Linked DNA regions of Homo sapiens: region 2 is linked to region 1. The links are chromatin contacts, found by Hi-C or POLR2A ChIA-PET in ENCODE. All regions are on one chromosome and are shown on one strand. The core of a region is the stretch at or near the end of the contact, and the rest is flanking DNA. Distances in the headings are between cores, read along the strand shown. Region 1 overlaps CD82 (CD82 molecule). Region 2 overlaps TSPAN18 (tetraspanin 18).

Region 1 (5,526 bases), core at 3,009-5,508:
GGGTCCCAAACAGCCCCATCCAATCCCCTCCACTAGAGCAACTCAGGGCCATGGGGAGGAAGAGAGAAGGGGAATGAGCCCAGCCAGCTCTAGGCTGTGATCAATCACTCCCCTTTCCCAAACCTCAGCTTACCTATCTGTGCAGTGGGGACAGTCCCTATGCCAGCTCCTAATGCAGGGTGGAAATCTGGGACCCCATCCCCCCTGGTCCAGTCCTGGACCTAGCCATCCGCCGGCCTCTCCTCTTCCCAGGGCCAACCAACTTTCCATTGCTGATGGATTTAGCCAAGAATTTGACATCCACTGAGAGCTGGGGCAGGCAGAGAGGATAGTGAGTCCAGCTGTGGGCCTTGGGCGAGTTCCCCTCTCTGAGTAGTAACGGTTCATTCCTGTCCTAGAGGGAGGTGTGTGGTTTGAGTAGCAAAACACACAATAAAGGGAAGTGTGGTGATCATTATTGCCGTGAGAAGGCCCTGGGCCACATGGAGCTGGAAGGGGGGTGTATAGATGTACAGACAGAGGTGAGAAGGAAAGGTGCTAGGCGCTATAGGAAGGGGTCTGTCCCCAGGGGCCAGGCATGGGACATGTGGCAACACCATCGTGGTCTCAGACAGAACCAGGCAGGGCCTCACACCTGGGCTGGCTCCCTGGCTCTCTTCCCACAGGAATATAGGAGCTCAGAGAGAGGCTGCCTCCTTCCCTGGGCGACCCAGCAAACCAGGCACTGCACTAAGAGATATGGGCCTGGAGAGCCTCTGGGTGTCCAGAGGAAAAGGGGACTATTTGTTCCCCAGTAGGAAAATTGATATGTAAATAAGCAGCCACTGGCCTGACCCAAGCCTCCTGGGAGGCCGCCCTCAGGTCGCCTGGGCCCCATCCCCTGGTCTCCTGTTTGCCGATCATGTGTGATCCTGAGAACACAGGAGACAGAGTATCTCTTTCTACAGATCTGGAAATTGAGGCTCAGGGGGGTTAGTAACGTGCCCAGGGAGGGTCACAAGTTGGAACTGGCAGAGTCTGATTAAATCAGCTGATTCTGTCCCTGTGCCCAGTCCTTGGCCCATTATCCGCCGAGGACACCCCCTACCTAGAGCTACCTATAGTTCAGGCCTTAGGCCAAGGCCCAACCCGGCGCCCTACTCAAGCGGGTTGGGGTAGGTGGAGGCAGAACATAGCCTGAGCCCACTGCAGGGAAGATGAGGGACTGGCATTTCCTGAGTACCATGAACCCCCAGGCACCAGTGCTAGATGTTTTGCACTTTATCTCCTAAAAGTATCAGAAGCTATCAACGAGGAAAGTAGCTTCCTTACTTTTCGACGAAGGAAACCAGGGTTCAGAGAAGATAAGTGACTTGCTGAAAGTCACAAGCCTGAGAGTTACAGGTCTGAGGCTAACCTTTCCCTAGCATGCATAGACTCAGCTGCATGCCCTGCCAGACCCTGCAGGGGCTTGGACCCACACCAGCCACAGGCCCTGCTCTCATGCCTCACTGGGGAGTTAACCAACCCGGTCAGCCAGTTCACCCACTGCACAGAACCCGAGAGAGTTGAGTCGGCTTGGCCAGAGGAGCAAGTCTTCCCTGAGGGAAGAAGGTGGCTGGAGCCAGGTGTAGAAGAATGAGGAAGACAGGAGGAAGTGATGGCATTCAGGTGAAACTGCAGGGCCCAGGCACCCATGTGTGAGAGTCTGGAAAATTCTGCATGATACATTTTAGAGGACAAGCACAGTTCCCAGGAGAAGCAAGCAGCCGAGCTGGGAGGAAAACCTGGGCTGAACCCCTCCTTCCCCACAGCACCAAGGACCTCACGTGCAAGGCCTGGGCAGGAGTCAGAAACAGAGACAGCCTGGACTACCCTATCTTGCCTCCCCATGGGTTCTTGGCCAACAGCGAAGATCCCAGGCCAGCCCTTCCTGGGATCCTGGGCCCCTTGTACCCAGGACCCACCAGCCCAGCTAAGAGCTCTGGGATCCTTCATCCTAAGGCTGAGAATAGAGAGAAAGAGTTCTCCCGTCTTAGGGGCTGGGCTCAAGATGGGCAGCAAAGACAACCCAGGTTCCAGTCTTAGCTCTTGTACCATCCCTCAACTGCCCACGGGATCCTGGGCAACTCCCTGCCCTGTCATCCTCATCCTCTGTGAAAATGGGCTTAGTAATAATGCCCGCCCTATTTCACAGGGTGCTGGAAGGCTTGAGGGACGGAGAATAAGTACATGAGAAAATGTCCACTGCCAAGAGCTGTAAAGCATAAGGGATCATTATGAGAAAGGAGGACTCAGATGTCCCAAACTGGGCAGTGACTTGCCCCCAGGCCACACAGCCAGGCAGCAGCAGAGCAGGATTTGAAAGGGGTCTCCCGGTGACCAGCCAGTGCCCTCCCACTGCAAGACCCTGAATCCCAAGAGAGCTTTGACCCTTGGGCTGACCGTCTCTGCGTGGATGGCGGGTGGGGCAGAGGCTGCTTACTCCACATCCCGGCTCCCTCCAGAACAGGACCTGCTGCCATCCCAGACCAGACCCCAGCCTTGAGTTTGAAATCAAAAGCCCAGCTCTGCCCCTTTCAGTTCTGTGAACTTGGGTAAGTTGTTTTACCTCCTGGACCCTCAGTTTCCTCATCTGTACAATGGGACCTGATGTTAACCCCTACCTGGGGTGGCTGACCTGACATTATGGCTGCAAAGTGTCCAGGACAGGGCCTGGTACACATTAGATGCTCAACAACTGAGGCTTTTCTCTTTTCCCTCTGTTGTGCCTGCCAGACGAAGCCCAGGCTTGACAGGAGAAAGTTCCTGGCTTCCTAGAAAACCTGCCCAGAACAATAACTGGGAACATAAACTGCTGGAGAACACTAGACCTTGGAAGAAGATCACGTTACTGAAGTGTCAGTCAGGGGATAAGAAGTGGAGCAAGATCCTAGCGCAGAGATGGTGTGGAGGAATCTGCCTCCCCAGGCCTCTCACTTGGGGCCGGTGCAGTGTTCAGGGAAGGCATCTCTGCTTCCGCACCAGACCTGCACTGGAGAAGTCAAGGTGGGGAACGTGACAGCGCCAGGGTTCCAGTACTAGCCCTCCTACTTTCAACATCCTTAGACACAGCATGTCACTTGTCAGAGACTCAATTTTCTTTTCCGTAAAACGGGGATGCTGATAATCCTCTTGTCCTCCTGCACAGAAAGTTCCCAATATATACAAAGGACACATGGGAGAAGGGGTGGTGAGGTGGGGGTAGGAGGGGAAGGTGAGTTCAGGCCTCACAAGATGAGCCTTTATTAAACAGGACAAGGTTCCTACTGTCAGCAACACCAGGAGCTGAAACTCACCACAGAACCCCACCCTGCCCCATCCCACTACTTTACTGGTACCCAAAGTGTGGTCCAGGGCCAGCAGATGCAGCGTCCCCTGGGAACGTGTTAGCAATGCACATTCTCAGGCAGTACCCCAGACCCACAGAATCAGAAACCTGGGGGTGGGGCCAAGCAATCTGTGCTTTCATAAGCCATCCAAGGGACTGATGCATGTCAGAGTTTGAGAACCACTGCAACACCCACCACCTACTCTGGAGAAACTTTCCCCCACTGACTCATCTTCCCACCTCCTCCTTTCCAGGAGACTGTTGGGGAGGAAGGAGTCACTGTGGGGAGAGGTCATTAAATAGTAAAGAGAGCCCATGATTAGTTAATGACACCACAGGCTCCCAGAGAGGAGAGGGTCAAAATCAGACTGTAATTGAAGAGAAAACACTCCCCTATATCTATCTGCCTTTCTCCATCTCCTTCTCTTTCACAGATACACATACCCTAAAAGCCTGCTCCTCCTCCTCCTGTGGGTAGGCCAACTAGCACCAGGGACAGACAGAACGCTCCCCCACCAGTAGGGCTGAAGCGAAACTGGGAGACTGGTTATGGTGGGAGATTCTGGTCCTCTGACCTTGAGTTTAAAAACCATCTGAGCTGGAAAGCCACTTCTAGAAATTCATTCCATGGAGCTCATTAGAGTTGAGTACAAAATATACATAGGGACAAGGCGATCATTATAGCAATGTGGATACTAATGAAAAATTCAAAGGGCCTAAATGTGCAATGGCTGGGGAATGCTTAACCAGGTCACAGAAGATTCCTATGGTGCAATACTACAGAGCTGGGAAACTTGCTGGAGAAGAATGCTCAATCACATGGGAAAACCCTCCCTATACAGCACTCAGTCAAAAGTGGCAGTGCAGGAAGTGGTTTGTGTGGTACAATCCCAATCTTGTATGTGTGTGTCTTTAAGGCCAAAACACCAAACTGCTCACGGCAGTTATCTCTGAGCAGTTATTTCCTCCTGCAGGTCTGTTCTTTACCGCCTGAATTTTTCCACACACACAAAAAAAACCCTCTTTCTTCAATAATCAGAAAGTTTGGGGGGTTTTTTGGGGTAGCCATTTGGTTTAGATAAAGTTTTTAAAAGAAAAATCTCCTTCCTATGTCAGAATCGCTGGCCTGGGGTCTTCTGCTACAAGATTTGGTCCCACCAGGGTGTTTCCACATTGTGTGTAATTCCAACAAGCAAGATCAGGATCAAAATGGGGAAGCCAAGGGTGGGTGGGTTTGCTCAGATTCTATCCCCTATTTTCTAAGAGTCAGTTCTTTCCAGAAATAAAAAATCATGAGCTTTCCAAGCCTTGAGGTGTGCGAGCAAAGGCTGGATGTGGTCCATGGGATCAGACTGGGCAGGTAGGTTGACTGGATGGACCACAGAGCTTCTCACAACACCAAGATCCTGTGACTCTAGACGTAAGCCCTCAACTTTGCCCTCAACTCTATGCCAAGAGCACCCAGCTCAAGGCTGGGTTCAGATAGTCTGGGGACCAAGACTACAGAGAATCTAAGTCTTCTGCTGACCCCCCAGCAGAGCTTCAAGCAACCCCGGAAAGCTCCCTCACTCCAGATCAGGGACCTCAGCCTTCGGACAGGAAGACTCCCTATCATTTCCCCAGAAGTAATGACAGGAGCAGCCTTTGCTCATCATCACCACCCTTAACCTCTGGCTTCATTGAGGGTGCACTCTTCCCTGGGCCTGCCACGAAGCATTTTACCAGCATTATCTCATTTAATCCTCATAAAAACCAAGACTCTGAGAGGCCAAGAAACTTGCCCAGAGGTGAACAGACACTGTGCCCATAGCTAGGCCTGGCTGACATCAATGCCTGAGAAGCTAGAACCCCAAGCTGTAGGCACAGCCCCAGTGTTTCCCTGACTGCAACTTGCAGGGATGGTTAGGGATTCCTGATAGGCACACATTTTGAGAACCACAGTGCCATGCCATACCGTCTCCTGGCAAACAAGGAGACTTGCTCAACCATGCCAGGAGAGGGTGTGGGGCAGAGAAAGCAGATAAGAGGGGCTTTCGGATGGAAAATAAGTGACTAGTTCAGAGTAGAGGACACATCCTCCCTGCCTCAGTTACTCCACTGCTGTGTGTTCAGAAAGGCCAGGGGTCAGGGAGGTGGGCTATCTACATGTCCAAAGGTGACTCAAGGCCTAGACACCC
Region 2 (5,526 bases), core at 1,324-3,823, 290 kb before region 1:
GATCCTTCCACCCATCCATCCATTCACCAACCTCTGGCTGATGCCCCACATGGCAGGCTCTGCTGGCTGCCAGAGACCAGAGAGGGTGAGATACCCACAAGGAGACCGCCAGGCAAACACAGGGGCAGACTGGACCCCCAGCACCTTCCATGTACAGGCTTGGCGTCCTCCAGAAATAATCAAAACCCTTTGCAGTTCAGGATCCAAAGAAGCATCAAAGGGGGGTGAAAAATGAAACAGGACCTTGCCATTGGCACCCAGGGCAAGCCCATCTTCCCCGTGAAACACTTAGTTTTCCTGATGCTGAACTGGGACTTGGCAATCCACCCCATAAGGTCCATGTGCAACACTGGACCAGTCCATTTTAGTGGATGCTCTGGCATTTCACCCAGGCCTTAGGCCCAAGATGGCAAGGGAGGGTTGAACAAAGCTTCGGGTGCCATGGGAAGCTGGGGTGGGATTTTCCCCAAGGCCTCAGCCTGAAGACCTGAGCTGCCGAGAGCAGGGACCCTGAGCATCCTATCCAATAGGACCCCACGTGCCTCTCAGAGGCCCAGGCACACAGTAAGTGCTCAATGAAGTGTTGGTGAATGAATGAATAAATGTGATTCTGGGTAAGGCAGCCCCAACCCCAACACTTTTCGGAGATGGGAGGGGTGTGACACCCCACCCCATCACCAAGTTTTTTTTTTTTTTTTTTTTGAGACGGAGTCTCACTCAGTCACCCAGGCTGGAGTGCAGTGGTGCGGTCTTGGCTCACTGCAACCTCTGCCTTCCAGGTTCAAGCAATTCTCCCACCTCAGCCTCCCAAGTAGCTGGGACTACAGGCGAATGCCACCACACCCGGCTAATTTTTGTATTTTTAGTAGAGACGGGGTTTCACTATGTTGGCCAGGCTGCTCTCGAACTCCTGACCTTGAGATCCGCCCGCCTCAGCCTCCCAAAATGCTGGGATTATAGGCATGAACCACCGTGCCCGGTCCCCATCACCAAGTTTTTTGGGACATGGACCAACAGGCACCTATACACTGAAGACTCCCACAGAGTTATATTAATATGATTGAAATATAAATAATAACAACACCAAATAGCATCAGTACTACACTGAATGCTGATCCCTGGCAGGTGCTCTGTTAAGCACTTTCTGTCATTCAAGTATTTCCTTCCATCTTCACACAGTCTTACGAGAAGTGACTATTACTATCTCTAACTTACTTATAAGAATACTGAGGCTGTACTGCTAGCAGAGCTCAGATCCGAACCCAGGTCTGACATGGAATACAATGTTTCAAGCGGAAGGAGCTTGACAAACTATAGGCCAGGAGGCTAAGGACATCAGTAGTGCAGCAGGGACCCAAGTCTCCCAACTTCCAGCCCAGGGTATGCCACTAGGGCAGCTGCTTGCAATGCTCTAAGTGAAAATGAGCCCTAAGCTCTGTAAAGTATCTCAGGAATGAGAGGATTAAGAACTCTTGGTCTTTGTGCAGCACCATCTCTTTGAAAGGGCCCTCCAAAACTCCCCTTCCCAGGGAAGAAGAGGACAAAAGGAAAAGGGAGGCGCTACTAAACTCCGTACCCAAGCTGTAGTTGAAAGCAGCCTTGAAGACAAGATGGCCCCAGGCCCAGCACGGCCAAGCCTGGAGGCCTGCGGGAAAGAAGGCTAACCGAGTTCATCTGGCTTCCTGCCTGGCACAGTCTTTCAAGCCTCAGGGTCCCACTGCCAGGCCTTTGCTCTCACTGTGTCTTCCTCCCGAATGTCCTTTCTAACGTCCGAAACTGGCCTATATCTAGGCACAGCTCACAGGCCTTGCATCCCCTGATTTTACACCACCACTGTGCAGCAGTAACATCTCCTTCTGGCCTCTGAACCCCCAAGCCTTCCTTTATATTTCAGCTCTGGACCCTCCCATTCTTTACCTTGGATGTCTTGACTTTGATCGTCTCCCTTAAAAATCTGGCCTCTGAGGTGCCTGTTGAGTGCATCTGAATGAATGACGAATGCCTGGGAAGTGGAGCTTGTATGATTCGTTTTATTAACAGGTGCACACTCCAGGAGCAGGTCTGCATACAGATCTCTCTAACAGCTGCCCTTCCTCCTCCCCAGGGCCATGACAAGTGGCACCTTACACCCTAAGTCCTAAAGGCTGAGAACCAAGTCATTCTGCTATTTCTGCTGCATCAGGCACAGGTGGGGGCTTTACAAAATGCTGTGGAAAGTAACTGACCGACATATCTACCAAGCCAGCCCAGTTATGGTTTAGCACTGTCTGAGACATCAGGCGAGGGGTTGGGGGCAAGACACCCAGAGGAGGGTCCTGCCCTCAGGAGATCTCCCAGAGGAGAGGTCAGGGAACCCTGAGGACAGGGACCTTTGGGCTTTGCTCACCCTCAATCCCCAGCATTTAAACAGCTCCTGGCACATGATAGGCACTCAACAGCCATTGGCTGAATAAATGAATTAACACTCATTGACCCAGAGGTGCTGAGCTCACCATATAAGGCAGGGTGGTGCTGAGCGCTGAGCTGGCTGCATGGTGAGTCAGAGCTTTGGAGCCCACAGGCGAGACACAGAGCGAGAGAGACTGGGGGAGGGCCAGGAGGTTTGTGGTTGACCAAAACCAAGCAAGGGGCAGCTGCCTGGGAGGCAGCATCACAAGCTGTGGTTTTCGGTATTTTTTCTGCAGAGGAATATTTGCTCAAATGAAATCACACATCGCACCCTAAATGTAGGACAGAGCTGCCGCGGCGGAGGGCAGCAGGGCTGCCAGGCTGGCCTGGCCACGTGTACCCTCGTGCCCCCAGAGACGGAGCTTCCACTCAACCAGTGCCCGTCCCCCTCTGCTCCCCTGTCCCTCTAAGGGGCTTCAGATAAGCAAGGCTGCGGTTGGTCTTCTGGGAAGGGGCCCATTTAGCGCAAAAAACCCTAAAGAGGCTCAAGAAACTCCCCTCAGCCATGAAGGAGTGGAGGTGGGGGGAAAAAGGAACAGGCCTTCCCGGCGAGTGGAGGTCTACTCAAGGCAGCCAGGCGCTGGGGTGGCTGAAATAGTGGGGCGGCCATCAGAGAGTGCAGGGACTCTTTATGAGAAAGACCTTCTGGAACAATCTTTTTGGAACGTGAAGTACCACTCTCAGATCCATCAGAGGCATGGGGGCTGTGTGTGTGTGTGTGTGTGTGTGTGTGTGTGTGTGTGTGTGAAATTTGGGCTTTCAGATACTAGATTCACTAAAAATGAGGCACTTAGAGAGAGGCCAACCCTGGTACCATAAATCACAGGAAGAATCCCAACTGGGACACATGCGACCACCTGGGTGCTTCATCGCCCCCGACTCCCAACATGACACCAGTAGGGAGAATCTGCTGCTTTGTCTGCCCAGCATTCCTTTCTCCTTTTTCTAAAAATAATGCTTGGATTTTCCCTTGCAAGTCCATCCCCTCTCATGCATTCAGGCTGACTTCCCCAACCCACGACACCTACCGACCTCACCACACCACCCCCAACCACCGACCCCCCGCCCAGCACCGACCGCCCCCACCCCAGCACCGACCAGTCCCCACAGCCCCGACCACCTCCCTCAGCACCACCCGCACCCCACCAACCCCCGCACCGACTGCCCCCCGACCAACTGACCCAGTCTGGCCAATCAGCATATCTTATCCTCCAGGTTTCAGTGATTGGGCAGAGGTGTCATGTGACCCAAGACCATCCAATAAGCCTTGACTTTGGGATTTTTGTTGGACCGCCTGGGAAAAAGAAGCTCTCCTTCCATTGGATTTGAAATGAGCAAGGCGTCAGTCTGGATCTGCAGGTGCCTGCCCTGCGGCCACATGGAGAGTGGCTACCGAGGACTGAAGCTCACAAGGAGGGAGGCAGAGGACACGGATGTGGTGAGATACGGTCCTAACAGCATCATTTGAGCCCTGGATTCAGCCCTGCCTGCCTTGAAACCAATAAATAGGCCCCAAATATATTATTTGGAATATATATATTTGGAATATATATTATTAGAAACCAATATATTAGAAACCAATTTTAAAAAGCTAATAAATGGCCTGTCTTGCTTAATCCAGTTTGAGTGTTGGCTCCCAAATGATGCAGCATCTGACCTCAGTTCAGCCTTTGCCCTCTCACCACCCACTGCAGCCAACCTTTACTTCTGACCCACCACTGGTTCTTGCTTACCTGGGCAACAGTTCCACCCTTCCCCAGTTGAGCTTGAGGGGCATGGGCCAGCAACCTGGTGGGCTAGCCTGCACCTCAGCCTTCTCAGCTGTCTGGCCCCTCCGAGGGTTATCTTCTTGGCTAATCTAGTGAGACCCCAGCAACCTTGGCTCAGATCCACTCACACTATCTGCACCCCTTACTATCCTGCCCACGGACCTTTGGTGTGATGGGAGAGACAGACACTGATGCATGAAAGAGAATGACAGGTGCCCTGCTGATGGTTACCCTTAGCAACAACAACAGCAACAACAAAAGTAGCAGAAATCCCCTTGCTGAATGAGCCTAACCTCTGTTACCTGGAGAGCCAGCGTTGAGATGTCTGCAAAAGGATTATGCTCGCGTCTCCAGAAATCAAATTCAAGGGGTTCCAGTTGCTTTGATGGTAGTGTTAGAAGCTCAGCTCACCTGAAGCTTGAGGGTGGTCCAGGAGATGCTCACCTGTGAGAGGGAAGCAGAAGCAGCCGTGATTACCTGCCCGAGCTGCGGTCTCTTCTTTCTGTTTGAAAGGCTCTCCTGGCCCTGCAGGAGGCGAAGTGATGGAACCAAGACTGCAGGAGCCTGCAGGTGAGCATCAGGATTGGGCACTCAACATCTAGATCCGACTGAAATAGCCTGGAAATAATTCTAAGACACAAAGGTATGCATGTGCCTGTGTTTGCATGTGCTGAGTAAAAATACATAAGCGTCATAACCCCTGCATCTAGCACAGTGCCCCTTGCAGAAGGGAGAGGAGGTTCAGCAAATGTTTCATGATTTGCTTTTATGTAAAACATAATTTGTGTGTCTGAGTGCAAGGCAAGTCCATGAGTCCAAGCAGATTGGAGAGAAGTTTCTTCCTCGTGTGAAAATGCATTCCTGGGATGCTCCATGCCGCCAGACCAATGGCCTCTTTTTACCAATAAGGAGACTGATACCCAGAGAGGGGCACTGACTTGCTCAAAGTCACACAGCAAGTTGGTGGCAGAGCAAGGCCTAAACTCTGGGTCTCTCCTGACTCATGCTGAGGCCTCTCTCCAGGGCCATACCCTCTTCTGTAGCTGTCAGACTGGAGCAGCCCCAGGAGCATAGCAGGAGCCTGTTGCATGCTGTGGTGGCGGACGGGGGACGATGCTCACCACCTCTACCCAGTCTTGGGCCTCAGCAGACAAATGCTTCTTGGTTCTGCTCAAGCCCAGACAAAGAACAGGAGGTTGCCCACAGTAGCCAAGAGCACGGGCTTTGGAGGCAGGTGGACCTTGGCCACAAGCTGGTGCAACCTCTTTCCAGAAGAGGCAAGTCAGGTGTCCTCTCAGAGCTTCAGACT

What was found. Hi-C counts contacts between places; a loop is a spot of excess contacts on that map. ChIA-PET counts read pairs that join two places held with the same protein, here RNA polymerase II (POLR2A). Pooled maps may share reads with other maps.
Region 2: a loop to region 1 is called in a pooled map, with 7 times the contacts of the local background. The contact joins two enhancer-like sites. A Hi-C loop is called at or near these places in 2 of 168 maps with a recorded cell type or tissue (GM12878 and natural killer cell), 11 of 37 single-sample maps with no recorded cell type and 15 of 50 pooled maps. POLR2A ChIA-PET finds 5 or more read pairs at or near these places in 2 of 52 experiments (A673 and AG04450).

What each region holds. Positions count from the first base shown.
Region 1 is chr11:44,573,448-44,578,973 of GRCh38, reverse strand. The region is part of intron 1 of CD82 (CD82 molecule); the gene reads right to left. Among named protein-coding and RNA genes, the nearest start is that of CD82, 11 kb to the right of the region's middle. RefSeq lists an enhancer at 1,533-1,582. Within about 2 kb of position 4,258, at least 9 of the 41 ENCODE cell types and tissues checked have a DNase peak (open chromatin) inside an H3K27ac peak, as active enhancers do; they include GM12878, where a contact is called at or near this core.
Region 2 is chr11:44,859,463-44,864,988 of GRCh38, reverse strand. TSPAN18 (tetraspanin 18) reads right to left here. Exons shown (of 10, transcript NM_130783.5): 3 at 4,520-4,661. Among named protein-coding and RNA genes, the nearest start is that of TP53I11, 89 kb to the left of the region's middle. RefSeq lists enhancers at 2,086-2,135, 2,236-2,863, 2,864-3,491. Within about 2 kb of position 2,573, at least 12 of the 41 ENCODE cell types and tissues checked have a DNase peak (open chromatin) inside an H3K27ac peak, as active enhancers do; they include GM12878, where a contact is called at or near this core.